Linked DNA regions of Homo sapiens: region 2 is linked to region 1. Evidence: chromatin loops called from intact Hi-C (ENCODE). Cell type or tissue: A673. All regions are shown on one strand.

The links. A loop is a pair of places that touch in the nucleus more often than their neighbours do. Peaks named below come from ENCODE experiments on the same cell type or tissue, not always from the same donor. Only the 100,000 strongest peaks of a DNase experiment are listed, where the experiment ranks them.
Region 2: a loop joins it to region 1, with 7 times the contacts of the local background. A loop is called at or near these places in 1 of 110 quality-filtered maps.

What each region holds. Positions count from the first base shown.
Region 1 is chr10:109,443,675-109,451,674 of GRCh38, forward strand. No RefSeq gene overlaps it. Among named protein-coding and RNA genes, the nearest start is that of XPNPEP1, 480 kb to the right of the region's middle. In A673, CTCF peaks have their summits at 4,225 (motif pointing left) and 7,959 (motif pointing right); DNase peaks (open chromatin) are centred at 4,177 and 7,277; H3K27ac peaks cover 2,083 bases.
Region 2 is chr10:109,383,692-109,391,691 of GRCh38, forward strand. No RefSeq gene overlaps it. Among named protein-coding and RNA genes, the nearest start is that of XPNPEP1, 540 kb to the right of the region's middle. In A673, CTCF peaks have their summits at 3,491 and 6,496 (motif pointing right); DNase peaks (open chromatin) are centred at 1,290, 2,810, 3,250 and 3,360; H3K27ac peaks cover 5,023 bases.

The DNA of each region.
Region 1 (8,000 bases):
CACTTCTCATAGAAGCATAGAGGAGTAGAAAGAAGTAGGGAAGACCTCCAATGCCTTTGTCTTTTAGGAAAATAAAATCCTGACTCTGAGGATAGTCATGGCATGGCCATTGTTGTCTATTTATTGTCCTGGGTCCTTATGCTCAGAGTCAGCAACCCCACACTATCAAGCTCACAGACAGCCTAAGAAATGATCCAAAGACTCCTCTGTCTTATGAAAGCAGGCTTATACCAGGAACCAAACACTCAAATGCAAAGCCTGGGTTCATCTCTGAGGAGGCCTGGCTGAGATGTCTGGCCTCTCTGACACTCTATTTTCACTTTTAGGGAAAGAACAGGCAGACTGCATCTCCTCAGTGGGAGAAGCAGCAGTGCTGGAGTGGTAAAAGGCACAGACTCTCAGACCAGCCATGAATATGAACCTAGCTGAGAGACCCAGAAAAAGTTACTTAACTAACCTCCCTGTACTTGAGTTTCCACAGCTACGAAATGAGGTCAAATAGTAAACTTAGCCCACTAGGTTGTTCAGAAGATCAAACGACATTTTAACTGTAAAGCTCACTGCAAATTGTTGGTTTGAGATCACAGTCATGAGAGAAGTTGGTAGACTGCATGGTGTCCTTATTACAGGCTCTTTTGCTCTGCTCCCTAGAGCTCTCCCCACAGCATACAAAGTGATAGTTTTATTATTGTTATTATTGTTCCTTCTCCAAGATTTCAAATTCATGTGAGGGAAAATTTCTCAGTAGGATCTATTTCTGTTGAAAGTTAGTGTGTGGCCAACTCTAAGGCCATAAAGCTTTCATCCCCTGTTCCATACATTCACCTAGAAATAGGCCTGGGCAAAATCAGTTCTATGGGAGCAAAAGACTCCTTCAGGATCTTGCATGCAAAAAGTCCTAAAAGTTACTGAGACTGCATTTCTGAGTGCGTATCTCTTTATTATAGGGTGTCTGAATGTACCTCTCTGCGCCACTCTGTATCTCCGTGAATATAAGTCTATGTGTGTCAACTTCTGTGCATCTTTCTGTGTATCCTGGACTATTTCTATACATGGGAGTACTTGTGTGTGTGTGTCTTTTTGTGTATAACTGTGTGTCTCTCCATGAAACTATATCTATGTCTCTATGTGCACGTGACTCTGTCTCTATGTTGTGAAGGTGCGTCTGTGTGTATCTGTGCCTATGTGCATTTTTATTCTGTTTTTTTTTTTTTTTTTTTTTTTTTTGAGATGGAGTCTCACTCTGTCACTCAGGCTGGAGTGCAGTGGTGCGATCTCAGCTCACTGCAACCTCTGCCTCCCGGGTTCAAGAGATGCTCCTGCCTCAGCCTCCTGAGTATCTGGGACTACAGGCTCATGCCACCATGCCCAGCTAATTTTTGTATTTTTTTTAGTAGAGACGGAATTTCACCATATTGGCCAGGATGGTCTTGAACTCCTGACCTCGTGATCTGCCCACCTCAACCTCCCAAAGTGCTGGGATTACAGGCATGAGCCACCGCACCTAGCCTCTCTGTGCATTTTTCTAAGAAGTTCTAGGATTGCATTTCAGCACAGAGATGTGCCTAAATATGTGTCTGTGTCTGCTTCTGTGTCAGGAGCCATAGTCTATAACCGTGTGTGTGTATGTCTAATAGGGTTGTATGTGTCTGTTTTCTTCTGTCTGTGTTATATCTATCAGTGAAACTCCCCTTTTGTATCCCATGCCATGTACATGTGTGTTTATGTGACAAAGGACAGAACAGAGCAACTTCAATTTGGCTCATCAGTGATCCTAGGTTACTCCGTGTTGTGGTCAAACCAACTCTTAGAAAACACAGGCCATTAGTTCTCCAACCTGTCTGCTGAGGCTCCAAGGAGCTTTTAAAGAAACCCTGATGCCCAGACTCCACTTGTAGATATTAAAATTGCCATTTCTGGCTTTGCAGTGAAGTCTGGACATGCGAGCTTTGTAAAGCACCCCAGTTGATTCTAATGTGCAGCCATGGCTGAGAAGAACTGTACCAGGGTCTCTACCATTCTCCCTGGAAAGCCAAAAACTACTTTCCTTGCCTTTCACATCAATACTATCAGTGGGGAGGGTGAGGGAGTTTTGAATAATTTGCCCTGTATGAAAAGGACAGAGCCCCCTGCCTACTTTCTTGCTGAGGAGGGAGGCACCCCACCTGACTGGACCCTGTGAATCCACACTCTTCAAATTAACCTGTGAGATGACTGAGGAAAAAATTCTCCTCCGAGCCCAAACCTTCTTTCATATCAGCAGATACTCACTTTCTACATCTATATCTGTCTAATTAAAAAGATGTACTGCTACCTTAATTTCCATATAAACTCATCACATTTATTCCAAGTGTTTGGAAAACCAAAGGAGGATTTATTAGTACAATAAACAAAGTGTTTCATAGAAATTTAAATGCATTTTTTGGCATACTTTACCAATAAAAAGAAAGAAGAGAGGTCCAGAATGGAGCAATACCACTCATATGTGGAAATGGAAATCTAAAGACAGAAATGAGGGAGAATCTAAGAAGACAAAGGAAAAGCAATGAAACCTCAGATGCTTAGACCCTGAAAAGCAGGGCCACCCTAGCCCATAAAATACTTTTGTACATATTAGAGAAAGACACCCCTCCCCAGGATTCAGCCCCCCACTACCTTTAGAGAAGGGTGCCTGGGTTAATGTCCTGTGGAAGCCCCGTTGGAAATGTTTTACCGAGGAACAGTCTGTTCTCCCACCTGCAACTCCTGCTTCTTGAGAAGTATCTGAGAATCTAGGGTCTTCTACCCATGAAGATTCATTCAGGCCAGTAGACAGACTTTTATTTAGGCAAGAAAAAAGGTAGATTCCAACAGTCCTTTGGAAGCACTACTGCACCTGGTAGTCTACCTAAAAATCACCAAGTTCTCACTGAATATTTGTTGAATGAACAAATTTCTTTTTCTGAGTAGGACATTGAGAGGGCTCTCTCAGCCAACTAAAAGAAACACAGAGGCACTGAGTATGCTTTTGGGAGTTGCCAACTTTCTCACCAGAGGAGCCCTCCTGTGTATCAAAGTATCCATGGAAAAGGATCAAGGTAAGGAATGTGCTATGCTCATCTCACTAAGAGAAATGCGAAGAAAATATACTACACATTATGTATCCCAAGCCCACAATTTAAGGAAAGATTCATGAAGAAAATACGAGATTGGATTACCTGGGGAAGTTGAAGACAGGAACGATGGAAGCATCACCAAATTTTAGAGCAGAAATTGACTCTGGAGACTGTCCAGTCCAGCCCTTTCATTTTGTAGTTGAAAAACTGGTGCCCAGAGACACAAAAGTCTGCATCCAGCCCCTCAGCTAACAAGTGATAGATTGGATTTGAGAACCCAGCTTATTTACTCCTCATCTGGTGCTGTTTTCATGCTCTTGTCTCCCTCTAGAAAGACTTGAGCAAAAAAGTTTGGAGGTGGAAAAATAAACATGCTGACCTTATTAACCAGCGTATGGACCATTACAGCTCCAGGGTTTCTGCCACCCCAATTCACCGATATTTTTTAATAGAATGATCAAAATGTCTTTTTTTGGGGGAGGGGGTGGAATTAAGGATGCCTCTCTTTCCTCCCAGCCCCACTATTTTTTTTTCTTTTTTTTTTTTTTTTTGAGACAGAGTTTTGCTCTTGTTGCCCAGGCTGGAGTGCAGTGGTGTAATCTTGGCTCACCACAACCTCCACCTCCCAGGTTCAAGTGATTCTCCTGCCTCAGCCTCCCGAGTAGCTGGGATTACAGGCAAGCACCACCATGGCCCCAGCCCCACTATTTAGCACACAGTATAAATGGTTACAAGCATTATGTAAATGTTATCATCAGCAAGTGGAGTTTGAGACTACCCCATTACTGTTTATCCTCTGACTCAGGGCGACGGGCTCCCAGGGAGGTGGGGGTTGTGCCAGTGCCTGTTTATGCTGATGAAATCAAATCTCTGTGTGACAGTTTATAGGATGTCCCCCAAAACTTCCCAGGAATTATCCAAGAGTTTATGCAATCAGTGTTTTTTACATTAGTCGTTTGAAGTTGTTCAAGCAAACTGCCAAACTGGTCCTATCAAGCTGATCCAACAATCTTTTCTCTGTCCCAGAATCCCGGTTATCTCCGACACACCATACCCCACCCCTGCCTCTACACACAAACACTTGTGGCTGTCTCCCTTGAAAGCAACAGGCTGCCACCCACTGGTGAGAAATTAGCTTTCAGAAACCACAATATTGGCTTTTAAGACCCTGGAGATAACAGAAAGAAAATGTCAGGTTAAAACTTGGTAGTTCTTAAAAGGTGATAATAAGAAAGTGATCATTAGAGAAATGTTGCCAAGATTTAGTTTCCTAGGGTGGGAAAAAGAAAACATATGAGAAAAGAAATGAAAACATTGGGGCAACGCCTAAAGGGGAAAGAATTTTTCCTTGGTGAGTCCACAACTCTGAATTTAGCACTTGCAGTTACAGCAGGTTGCCGCATATCTCCTTTCTCCCAAGAAGAATACAAATCTCAGGATTGAAAGATTTTATTGCACCCATACCTCTTAAATTCCCCATCCCCCAACACAACGCTAACAAGAAGCTCCTCAGTCAGTTGAAACAGGTCTAGTGATTTTGGACTTGTAGTCTGGCTAAGAAGCTCAGCCCATGCTTGCCCATGCCTATATTAAGTTCCTCCCTAGTCAACAGAAAAATCAGTGGAAATCTCGATTAGTAAACAAGATAAGAAAACAATGTTATTCTCACTAGTAATCAGAGGAGTGCAAATTAAAACATCAAGGTACTGTTTTTCACCCAGAAAAGTAGTAGCAATATTTCTCATTGATAATACCCCTTTGTGTTAATACTAATGCAATAAAATTAGCACTTTCATACATTGCTGGCAGCAGTGTAAATTGTTACTACTTTTCAGGAAGGCACAGTGATATATCCACAGTTCACACTCTTTGATCCAGTGAACATATTTCTTGTAATTTTTATTTTTAAAAACACAGTGGGAAAACAATTATATACCCAAGCATGTTCATTGCAGGTTTGTTTTGAAATGACCTACTGTTTTAATAGAATTGCTACATCTATCATTATACACTGACACAATTGAGTAGAATCCAGAAATTGTAAATGATGGTCAGAGATAGGTCACATTATGGAGTTTGCATACAGTATAATATTAATTCAAAAGAGAAGGATGCTATATCAGCCACGGTTTACCCTCTAGGCACTAAGAATCAACTGGCATTAGCTTCATCACATAAATATATATTAAAGCAGTCGCTGGGATCTGGAAAGCCAAAGTGAGTGGCAATCCAGCCTAGAATGTCACAGAGTAGTCCGGGAAAGACAGTGTGGCTGCTGCTGACACAGCATAGACACCTCAATATTCATGACCACCAGCCTCTGCACTGAAGCCTATAGTCACTGACCACTAACTCCAGAACCTGGATGTAGCTGTCCCTAGAACATCAGTGTCTCCTGTGCAGTCCCTTCATCTTCAGGTCACCAGCTTTTAATTCAAGTCTAAGGTGCACCTGTTCATGAGCTTTAGGAGCTGCTGAGACAGTAAGGACCTGGCATTTGTAGTTGCCACAGCGGGAGGAAAATCTCCTGAAAATTTTTACCAAAAAGGATGTAAATGCTAAACAGTCAAAAAATGATATATTTCCACCAGAAACACATAAAACAAAAAAGATTATGATTAGAAGTATGATTATGATTATGACTGCAACCAGCAAAAACTATTTACATTAGGGAAGAATTAAAAGTGACTGGATTTACACACAGAAGTTTGGGTGATTTTTCCTCTTCTCTCATAATGTTCAATCTCTGAATCAAATGTCCTTTTCAAATACATGCATTAGTTTCCTAGGACTGTTGTAACAAATTATCACAAACTTTGTGGCTTAAAATAAGATAAATTTATTCAGTCCCAGTTCTGGAGGCTAGAAATCCAAAATCATGGCCCAGGCCATGCTCCCTCTGAATGCTCTAAGAAGGAGTCCATCCTACATCTTCCTAGCTTCTAGTGGATGCCAGCAATCTTTGGTGTTCCTTGGCTTACAGCTGCACCACCCAACATCTTGATTACATTTGCAAAGACCCTGTTTCCAATGAAGGTCTCATTCACAGGTTTCAGGCAGACATGAATTTTTGGGAGATACTCTCTAATAGTACAATATTTTAGAGCTTTCTTCCTTTTGTTGAGACAAAGATCAAATATGTGTTATAAGGGACTGGCCTATATTTCTTTGGAATCCAAATATGGCTTTTGTTATATCACCTAGCATAAGGTTCAGTACATACTGGCATTTATTAAACACTTGATGAATGACAGAGTAAAGGAAAATACCAGGTATGGGAGGAAAATGTAATAATTAAAAACAGATAAATGAATAAATCATTCTATATGAAGCTAATTTTAAAATCTACAAGAACAGAGACAATTTCTATAACCTCCTCATGATCAATTTTAATATCATCATCATGTATTAAAGAATCTGACAAAATCACACCTGTCTATCCTCCTCATAGATGTTACAAAAAGGCTGCTTCCTAAATAGAACCATAACAAAAATACTACTACTACTAATAAGCCCTGAACATGAGCTGAAAACCCTTTAACTCAAGGTCAGAGTAACACTGAGCAAAGCTATACAATACAGAAAGAATGTCATTGATTTCATTGGTAGATGCTCTTTATGTTTTGAAAAGATAGGTGCATAAATATAGGCACAAAGTAGGTTAGCAAACCAAGTAGTTTAGGAGCGTTGAGTAGGTTGGGAAGATAAGTAACTATGTAGGCAAATATATATATATATATATATACACATACATACATATAGGTTAGATAAGTAGAATAATTAGGTAAGTAGATAAAATTTAACTGTGGACCTATTTGCATTTTCCAGAACTCTCAGACAACAATATCCTGAGAAAAATACAACAACAGAAAGGGCTACAGTGGGACAGATTGAGGAGTGGGGATCTGAGTACAGGTTAAATTATTAGAAGGCAAAAGGGAGGACACCAGTAACTGTATACTAACAGTCCATAAATTGAAAGCAATTAAAATAGCATGCCCCTGAAATGCACCTACCACAGGGTGCATTCCAGTTCTGCATTCTCCAAATCCTTAATTACCCTTCACTGGATGGGAACTTTGATCCCTTATAAATTGCCTTAGCCCCCAGGGAACTGGAGATCCAGCTCTTGGGAGCCCTCTTGTCAGTGGAGCAGCCCCATTGTTTGGGAACAGAGCTCAGCAACAAAGAGAGAAAAGGGCAGACATCAATCAAGTCAAATGACAAGCTCCTCAAAGGGTCTGAGTGACCTCATTTTTGCCTAGTGAAATCCTATTAAGAGGCTTTCAGGAAGCTCACAGTTTAATTCAACAGTAATTACCTTTGTACAGTGAATAACAATCCTAATTTATTAACTGTATATAAATAGTATATGACTTAATTTTTAATAAACACAGCCCGCCTCAGGTGCCAGTGAGGAACATGGGCATATATTCATAGAAGTTCCTGTTCTGCTTGAGCAAAGCAAAAGAGAAAAGTAATTCAAAGCAGGTCAAGATATTACTTTTGCAGTCAATAAAAAGTTATGAGCATGCTCAGATGCCGTTCAAAACATTCCAAGATATGTCCTGGCTTCCTTGAGCCACCCACAGTTCAACAGCAGACAACAGAGAAATACAATAAGATGAAGGCATATATCAGAAATAAAATATGTATCAATAAGAATGTGTTCACCACAAGTTAACTTTGAAAAAGCTTATTAAAAAGGGCTTAAATAATAAAGTTATATTTTGTTTACTTAATAAGGAATTTGAAAAAAGTAACTCAGTGCAACAGCTCAATAACATCTCAAAAATCCAAGTTCTTTGTGTCCATTCGTTCTGCCATCCTCATTCTTACATCTGTGCCTTTATCATCACAAGAGGGCAGCCACCGCTCCAAGCACATTCAAGGCAAAAGACTGCT
Region 2 (8,000 bases), 60 kb before region 1:
CAGGGGGTCAGACATGCCTCACTATACCTCTCTGCCATTAAGGTCAACACAGACTTTAGGTCTGATGAGAAATATTTTATAACCTATCCTCTCTGAAGCCTGCTACCTGAAGGCTTCTTCTGCAAATAAGAACTTTAGCCTCCACCATCCTTCTTTTTCTTTCTTTTTTTTTTTTTTTGAAACAAAGTCTCACTTTGTCACCCAGGCTGGAGTGCAATGGCATGATCTCGGCTCACTGCAACCTCCACCTCCCAGGTTCAAGCAATTCTTTGCCTCAGCCTTCCAAGTAGCTGGGATTACAGGCACCCACCACCATGCCCGGCTAATTTTTTGTATTTTTAGTAGAGACAGGGTTTCACCATCTTGGCCAGGCTGGTCTTGAACTCCTAACCTCACGATCCACCCACCTCGGCCTCCCAAAGTGCTGGGATTACAGGTGTGAGCCACCACACCTGGTCCACAATCCTTTTTCTTAATCCAGACATTCCTTTCTATTGATCCCAGGTATTTAGATAAACTCAATCAACTGTCAACCAGAAAATTTTTACATCTACCTATAAGCTGGAATCTACCTGCTGCTTCAAGTTGTCCCAACTTTCTGGACCAAACCAATGTATTTCTTAAATATATTTGATTGAAGTCTCATGTTTCCCTAAAATGTATAAAACCAAACTGCCACCCCACCCACCTTGGGCACATGTTCTCAGGACCTCCTGAGGGCTGTGTCACGGGCCATGGCCATTTGGCTCAGAATAAATCTCTTCAAATATTTTACAGAGTGTGACTCTTTTCATCGACAGAAAAAGCTGAGCTAAGACAAAAAAAGGTCCAGCGCTGAGGACATTTTCTGACTTAATCTCAGTGCATCTAGGTCATTTGAGGGCAGAGAAGGTCCCTAAAAAAACCCGTAAATTAAACTAAACTACAGGTAACTGTTTTCTAAAACTAGCAAAAAATTCTTTTAAGTTATGAGATTCAATAGATTTAAGGTGCAGTTTAGCTACAAGTAACGGTAGATAACTGAGTTGGAATATTAGATAGAGTGCTGGCTGGAGAAGTCATTTAATACTCTACATCTCAGCTCTGTCTTTGTAAAACGGAGATAATAATCGAATCTATTTTATAGCACTACTGTGATGGGTAAATGGTGATAATGAATTTACAGTATTTAGCTGAGTGTTTAACATTTAAAACTCAATACTTGCCCAATTGTTGTTGTTGTTGTCATCCTTTAACTTGTTAAGCAGGAAATAGAGGTCTTAGAAATGATATTGCAATGGAAAACGTGGGAGACAACTTCCGTGACAAATCAGTATCTACCCTGTATTATGTCAAACAGACTCTGCTTCGATGGTTAATTAGGGAAGAGGGAGAATGAAAAGAAGTTGGTTAATGGGTACAAAAATACAGCTACATAGAGGGAATACGTTCTAGTAGTCGATAGCATAGTAGGGAAAATATAGTTAACAATAATTTATTGTTATTTCAAAATAGCTAGAAGAGAAGAATTATAATATTCCCAACACAAAGAATAGATTAATGTTTGAGGTGATGGTTATTCCAATTACCCTGATTTCATCATTACACATTGCATATAGGTATGAAAATATCAAATGTGCCCCCAATATCTATACAACTATGATGCATTAATAAATAAAGTATATATTTAAACTCTGGTAAAAATGAAAATCTAGTAACTCAAAAAAGCCTAAGCCAAATTTAATGCATTAAGAGGCTATGAAAATAGAGCAAAAAAAAAAAGAATTTAAAAATTTATAACTAAAAACAAAGATCACCACCACCCCAACTCCCCTACTCCCCTACCACTCAATGTGGAAATGTCCCACATAGAAGACCCCTTAATAAGCTATAAAACACATCGTTTAATTCTCTACCAAGAGGAGACAACTAAATTTAAGATCCCTGAACCTAAAACCCCTACAGAGGCCTTTAGGAGTGGGGACAGTTGGGTCAGGATCCCCGGCAGGAAAGCAAGTATTCTATGACCACACGGGACAGGCAGCTGCAGGCTTCTATGGACATCATTCGTCCTTAGTAATATAATATTTTAATGTTGCAAATATATACAAGCATGACAAATGGGGGAGCACAAAATGACCATTAAGAGTATAATATGTGTGTGAATAACCCATCAGAATAGTCTCTGCAAATAAAGGACCATATAAATGCTAATATTCCCACCTCTTACTGGTAATAATAACATGTCATCTGGCTGAAACAGTTCCTTAAGTACTTCATGTTCTCTGCTGGAATCAAGTCATTAATCCCATTTATATAGTTAATGGGGAAACCATGAGTCCAAATTAAGGTCCTAAAGAAAAGTACTGGAATTAATGACAAAGGGGAATCGTTTTTTTCTCTACAACTTTATGTTGCTTTGCTAAATAGAACTTTTTGACCCTGAACTTTACCTTGAATACTGAATAGTTCACACAGGAAAGAAATGCTTAAAACACCTACATCAATAGTTTTGGAGTTGGTCAACCCACACATGGCACAGTCACTCTAGTCCCCTAGTGACCACAGTCACTGGACTCTTTCCTCAAGCATCCATATTCCGATTAGCCCCATGAAGGTTGAGTCAGCTTTTTCAGCCTGCCAGTGAGCTAGGACAGCCACCTGCCATGCCACATCATCCTCCCCTGAAGCTCTAGGTGGTGATGCACTGTCAGTCTGTGGCCTCTTCCACATGAGACACAGTAGCACATAGTAGTGATATGTTTTCCTGAGCTCCAGAGTCAGACAGATATCCCTGCTCTAACAGCATCTGAAGCTCCTGGGTCAGTTACCATCTCTCAGGCTTGTTTCCCTTGTTTTTAAAGTGGATGCAGAAGTACAAGGTATTCTTGGGATTATTTGCATAATTATTTATTACTATTAATAAACAAGTGACCAGAAGGAAAGAAGGAAGATGAGGGAAGGAGGATGCAGAAAGGAAGGAAAGAAGGAAGGAAGGAAGGAAGGAAGGGAGGAAGGAAGGGAGGGAGGGAGGGAGGGAGGGAGGGAGGGAGGGAGGGGAGAGGGAGGGAGGGAGGGAGGGAGGGAGGGAGGGAGGAAGGAGAGGACTCCCTGAAGAGTCACTGCTTTATTCAAAACACCAATGACAGGATAGGCTGCAGGAACTCTTACCAGAGCCCAAAGTCTCTCATACTAGACAGTCTGTCCTTGTTCTCTGTCACTGAGTGGTTCAGGAGCAAAGCCTGTCAACCTGAAAGAAGCAGCAGCCTCCTTCTTGGAACCAGACCCATGGTTCTTTGAGCATCAGGGAGAGCATTAGGTTTTTCATGGGGTAGTGGGGTATATACTGTGAACACATTTAAAGATTACAAGGAAAGTGAGATGCTAAGTCTGTCTGTGGCCGTGCTTCCAACAGAGAACACGTCTGCCCAACCACTTCATTCCTGCTCTACAATTACAAGCCTATTTAGATTGGGAGATTACAGCAAAGGAGCCTAATGCAGCTGAAATGACCATTGTTCGCCATTCCTCCCACAGGCATCCTCTGGGGGAAGCACTTGGGCACCAGCCTGGGTCCTGTGGGATTTTTTTTTTCTCAGCATAAAGAGGCAGCCACATTTAAAGGCAGCTTCTCTCCCTATTTTGTGCCCAGCATGTGGGGGAAGGGGAGCACAAAACATTATCCCCAGAGATCCTCAGGCCCCAGGCTCACTGCCCATGAACATAAAATAGGTGGCCTGGGTCCCTGCTCTGGGGCCCTGTGCTGAAGTGAAAGTAGAGCAGCCAGGCAAGTTATTGTCCAGGACTGGTAGAGGGAGTGAGACAGGCATGAGCAGGGCAGGAGAGGGCTCTCCCCAGCCTGCAAGGAATGTCAGGCGTTGGTTTGGCAATCATCACATTGCCTCTCTAAAAGTGATAAATTGGCAGCCAGCACCAGGGAGTAACCATTTCCTGATGGTCCATACCTGCTGCACTAAAGTGTTCATTGAATGCAGATGCCAGGGAGAAGCAACTTACCAGGCCTGTGCACTAAGAGACAAAATGGCAGAGTATGACATTCCAGGGGCACTCCACTGGAAAAGGGCAGAAAGCCTCAGAGGAATATGCATACAAATTTCTAAACACGCTGCATATGCTCACTTCCCAAGGGTACGGGCAGCCCACCGTAAGAGAAGAATCATGGGAAAAGGGTGCAAGTTGCTGGAGGTGGGCCAGCCTATAAAGTCCCAGGATCAAGGTTAAACACCACACTTGTTCTTCAAGTCGCCCAAGTGGACCTCTTCCAAGTGTACTTTCCTTTCTTTCCGGCTCTAAAGCTTTTTTATTATTTTTTTTTTCTTTTGAGACGGAGTCTTGCTCTGTTGCCCAGGCTGGACTGCAGTGGTGCCATCTCGGCTCACTTCAAGCTCCGCCTCCAGGGTTCACGCCATTCTCCTGCCTCAGCCTCCCGAGTAGCTGGGACTACAGGCGCCCGCCACCATGCCTGGCTAATTTTTTATATTTTTAGTAGAGAGGGGGTTTCACCATGTTAGCCAGGATGGTCTCAATCTCCTGACCTCGTGATCCACCCACCTCAGCCTCCCAAAGTGCTGGGATTACAGGCGTGAGCCACCGCACCTGGCCTCTAAAGCTTTTTAATAAATGTCCACTCCTGCTCTGATACTTGCTTCCATCATTTTTTCTGCCTTATGCCCCTCAGTCAAATTCTTTCTTCTGAGGAAGGCAAGAATTGAGGTTGCTGTAGACCCACACAGATTTGCCACCAGTAGCAGATACCTCCCACTGGTAACAGGACAACACATGTAGAGAGTGAAAGAAAGCACTGGTGATAATATACTGAGAAAACAGGCATAGAATGTGACTACCCACAGCCGGTCATCCTAAGCAGAAGACAGGCTGCTGAAGCAGGGAGTGATTTTAGAGGGGCTGCATACTGGGGAACCATCACAAGGAGCAGGAAGTGGCCTCTGTGCTGGTTACCTTCTCCATTTAAACTATCTTCACTGTTTTTCAAAAGAAGGAAGAAAAGTAGGCAGGATGGAAGGAAGGAGGGATGAAGGAAGAGAGAGTAGGAAGGTGGTAAGAAAAGGAAAGAAGGAAAGAAATGATTTTTAAACAAAATATATCAAAACTATTAAAAGTAAAAAATACAGAAAAGTACAAAAATTTACTGAAATATTACCAGTGTGGGGCAGAAGAGATAGTGTCATCTTGTGTTGAAAATCATTTTTTTCCACATTTCCATACTTGAAGAATAAATAGATAAATGGAAGGAGGGTAGAAAGACAAAATAATTTTATGAAAAAAAAATCTTACATTATGTACTTTTAATAAAAGGAGTTGAATTAAATTTTACATAGTACCCACAAAAAGGAAACTGAAATGAAACTAAGGGAAATGTTACACTTCACATAAACGCTTCTTCATTACCAAAAAATATGAGTTCCTATTTCCAAACTCCCCAGTTCTCTACAATACTGCATACCCTAATCCCCCGTCTGACCTGACTCCAGTCACCTGTTGGCCTAACTTGGATTAAAGCAAAGTCCATTTTCAGATCAAGAGAGCAGGCAGCTTTGGCAATGAGTCTGGGGAGTATAAAGACAGTCCTTCTGCCCCTAAGAACTCTTTCATGATCCTGCTATGGGCTTTTCCATTTCCACCTTCAGTCACTTGCCTGGCGGAAGGTTCCTGTTGTGTTACTTGGGGAGGTGTCAGGGCTGCAGGTGTAGCTGTGCATCCTCCTTTAATGAGGGGAGTACAGTCAGGAAACGCAGGACTCAGAGCACAAGGGCAGAAGAAGCCACACCCAGGCCCCACTCCTGCCATTTCTTTTCTGCAACGGCATCTCGCACTAGCCTTTCTTATCCTTGAACTACTATTTTTCATTTCTGCTTCAAAACATGGAACAATGGTATCTGAGTTTCCTCCAGCCCTATTTTTGAGTGATGGTAAGCAAACATTTTAACTGTAAAATGCTTCTAATAACCTGGCCAGACTCAAAGCATCTCAAAAAAGCAAACACCCACAAAAATATTGCAATCTATGCTCATCTTAAAAGCAGAGCCAAACAGCTTATATTTTACAGATTCAAGAGAGAGTTTAATCTTAAATATGACCATACAATTCCATTTTCATTTTAAGGACAGTTATGCTAATAAGAGCCTTTCTGAAACACAATCTGATGAATATCTACCCTTCTTCCTTGATTCTGGAAAGCCCACTCCCTCAAGAAAGGGTTCCACAGCCCAAGTCAACCTGGTGGACTTCAGCATCATCATACTCTTCCTCGCCCAGTGAGAAGTTCCCTTTGAAGCAGCACCAGCACCCTCTTGCATTCCATTACCAAGACCTAGAAGATCCCTTGATTGTCAAGAGATCTTGCTTCCTCCCTTGAGGAGGAAGCAGGTCTTTGAGGTCCAGGCTGGACATGGCCCTGGGTAAGCACCATCCCCAGGAGACGGTGCAAATCTCCTTCCAGCTCCTGGACTTCTGACAACTGGGGCTGGGGCCACTAGGGGCAGCAGGAGAGAAGGTCATCACTGAAGGCTGTGGCTGAACATAATGTCACTGTTGCTTTGGGCACTCAGAAAGGTATCAGAAAACCTCTGACCAACATTACGGATGGACTTAAAATTAAAAAAGAATTGCCGCTAATAATAAAGGTTAAGTAGCAGGGTGCTACTATGCAGCTGTTGTCATCTCTAATGAGACAGTTCATCCTAGCAGTTGCAGAGAAGTCTGCTGTCAGCTTAGACCTGAGGAAGGGAAGAGCAGTGCCCAAAAGGAGAGACAGGAAAGGGAATCAGCATTCCCCATGCACCCACCCTGATCAACAAGGCCAGATACTACTTCACAGATGATATTTTTAGTATTAAAATTGCCCCATAAGTTATGTATTATTATCCTCATTTCACAGATGAGGAAACCAAAGCTCAGAAAGGTTAAGTCACTTGTCCAAGGTCACAATGCCAGATGCAGAATGCAAAGCCATGTCTCCCAGAGTTCTTTCCACTGCACAGGGTGCCTCAAGAGATGCACATATCAGCCTCAGCTCTCTCTCTTACTGGCTGCAAGTATGGCCTTGTGCCTAGCAAGGGGTGGAAATAAGTCAAGGCCAGCCTGTACAGGGTACAGAGTAATTGACTACATTCAAGGAGAGAAATTCAGGTGCCCTGGGGCCTCAGAGAAGCCTGTCTCAAACCTGGAATGATTTAGTTTTGGCTGGAGACAGTCAGAGAACAGGGTGGTCACCTGCAGAGGAACATCTCTGGAGAGCATCTGACTGTAAGGCCTTTTTCCAAGGAGCCTTAGATATAACAGTCTCCTTCAGCTGGCCTGTTTTAGATGCCCCAACAGCAGGAGAAGGTTCCAGGTGACTTCCAAAGGTCTCTATCCATCATAGACAAATCTGATCAAGCATGAAGGCAGGCAGTGCCTCAAGTCAAATCAGAAATATCTCTGGAATAAGAACTGAGGTTGATAGCTCTGACTGTAAGCCACTTAGGCAAGTCACCTAACATCTCTGTGCCTCAGTATCCTCAGCTGAAATGGGTTCTCCTCATTCATATCTCATGAGGATCCAGTGATAAAAATAGGATGGTGATTTAGGCCGTTCTTGCATTGCTATAAAGAAATACTTGAGATTTAGTCATTTATAAGAAAAGAGGTTTAATTGGCTCATGGTTCTGCAGGCTGTACAGGAAGCATAGCACTGGCATCTGCTTCTGTGGAGGCCTCAGGAAGCTTCCAGTCATGGTGGAAGGTGAAGGAGGGGTAAACATCTCATGTGACAGAAGCAGTAGCAGGAAAGAGGAGGTGCCACACACTTTTAAACGACCAGATTTCATGTGAACTCAGAGCGAAAGCTCACTTATCACCAAGGGGATGGCCCAAGCCATTCATAAGGGATCTGTCTCCATAATCAAAACACCTCCCACCAGGCCCCACTTCCAACATTGGGGATTACATTTCAACATGAGATTTGAATGGGGACAAATATCTAAACTGTATCCGATGGA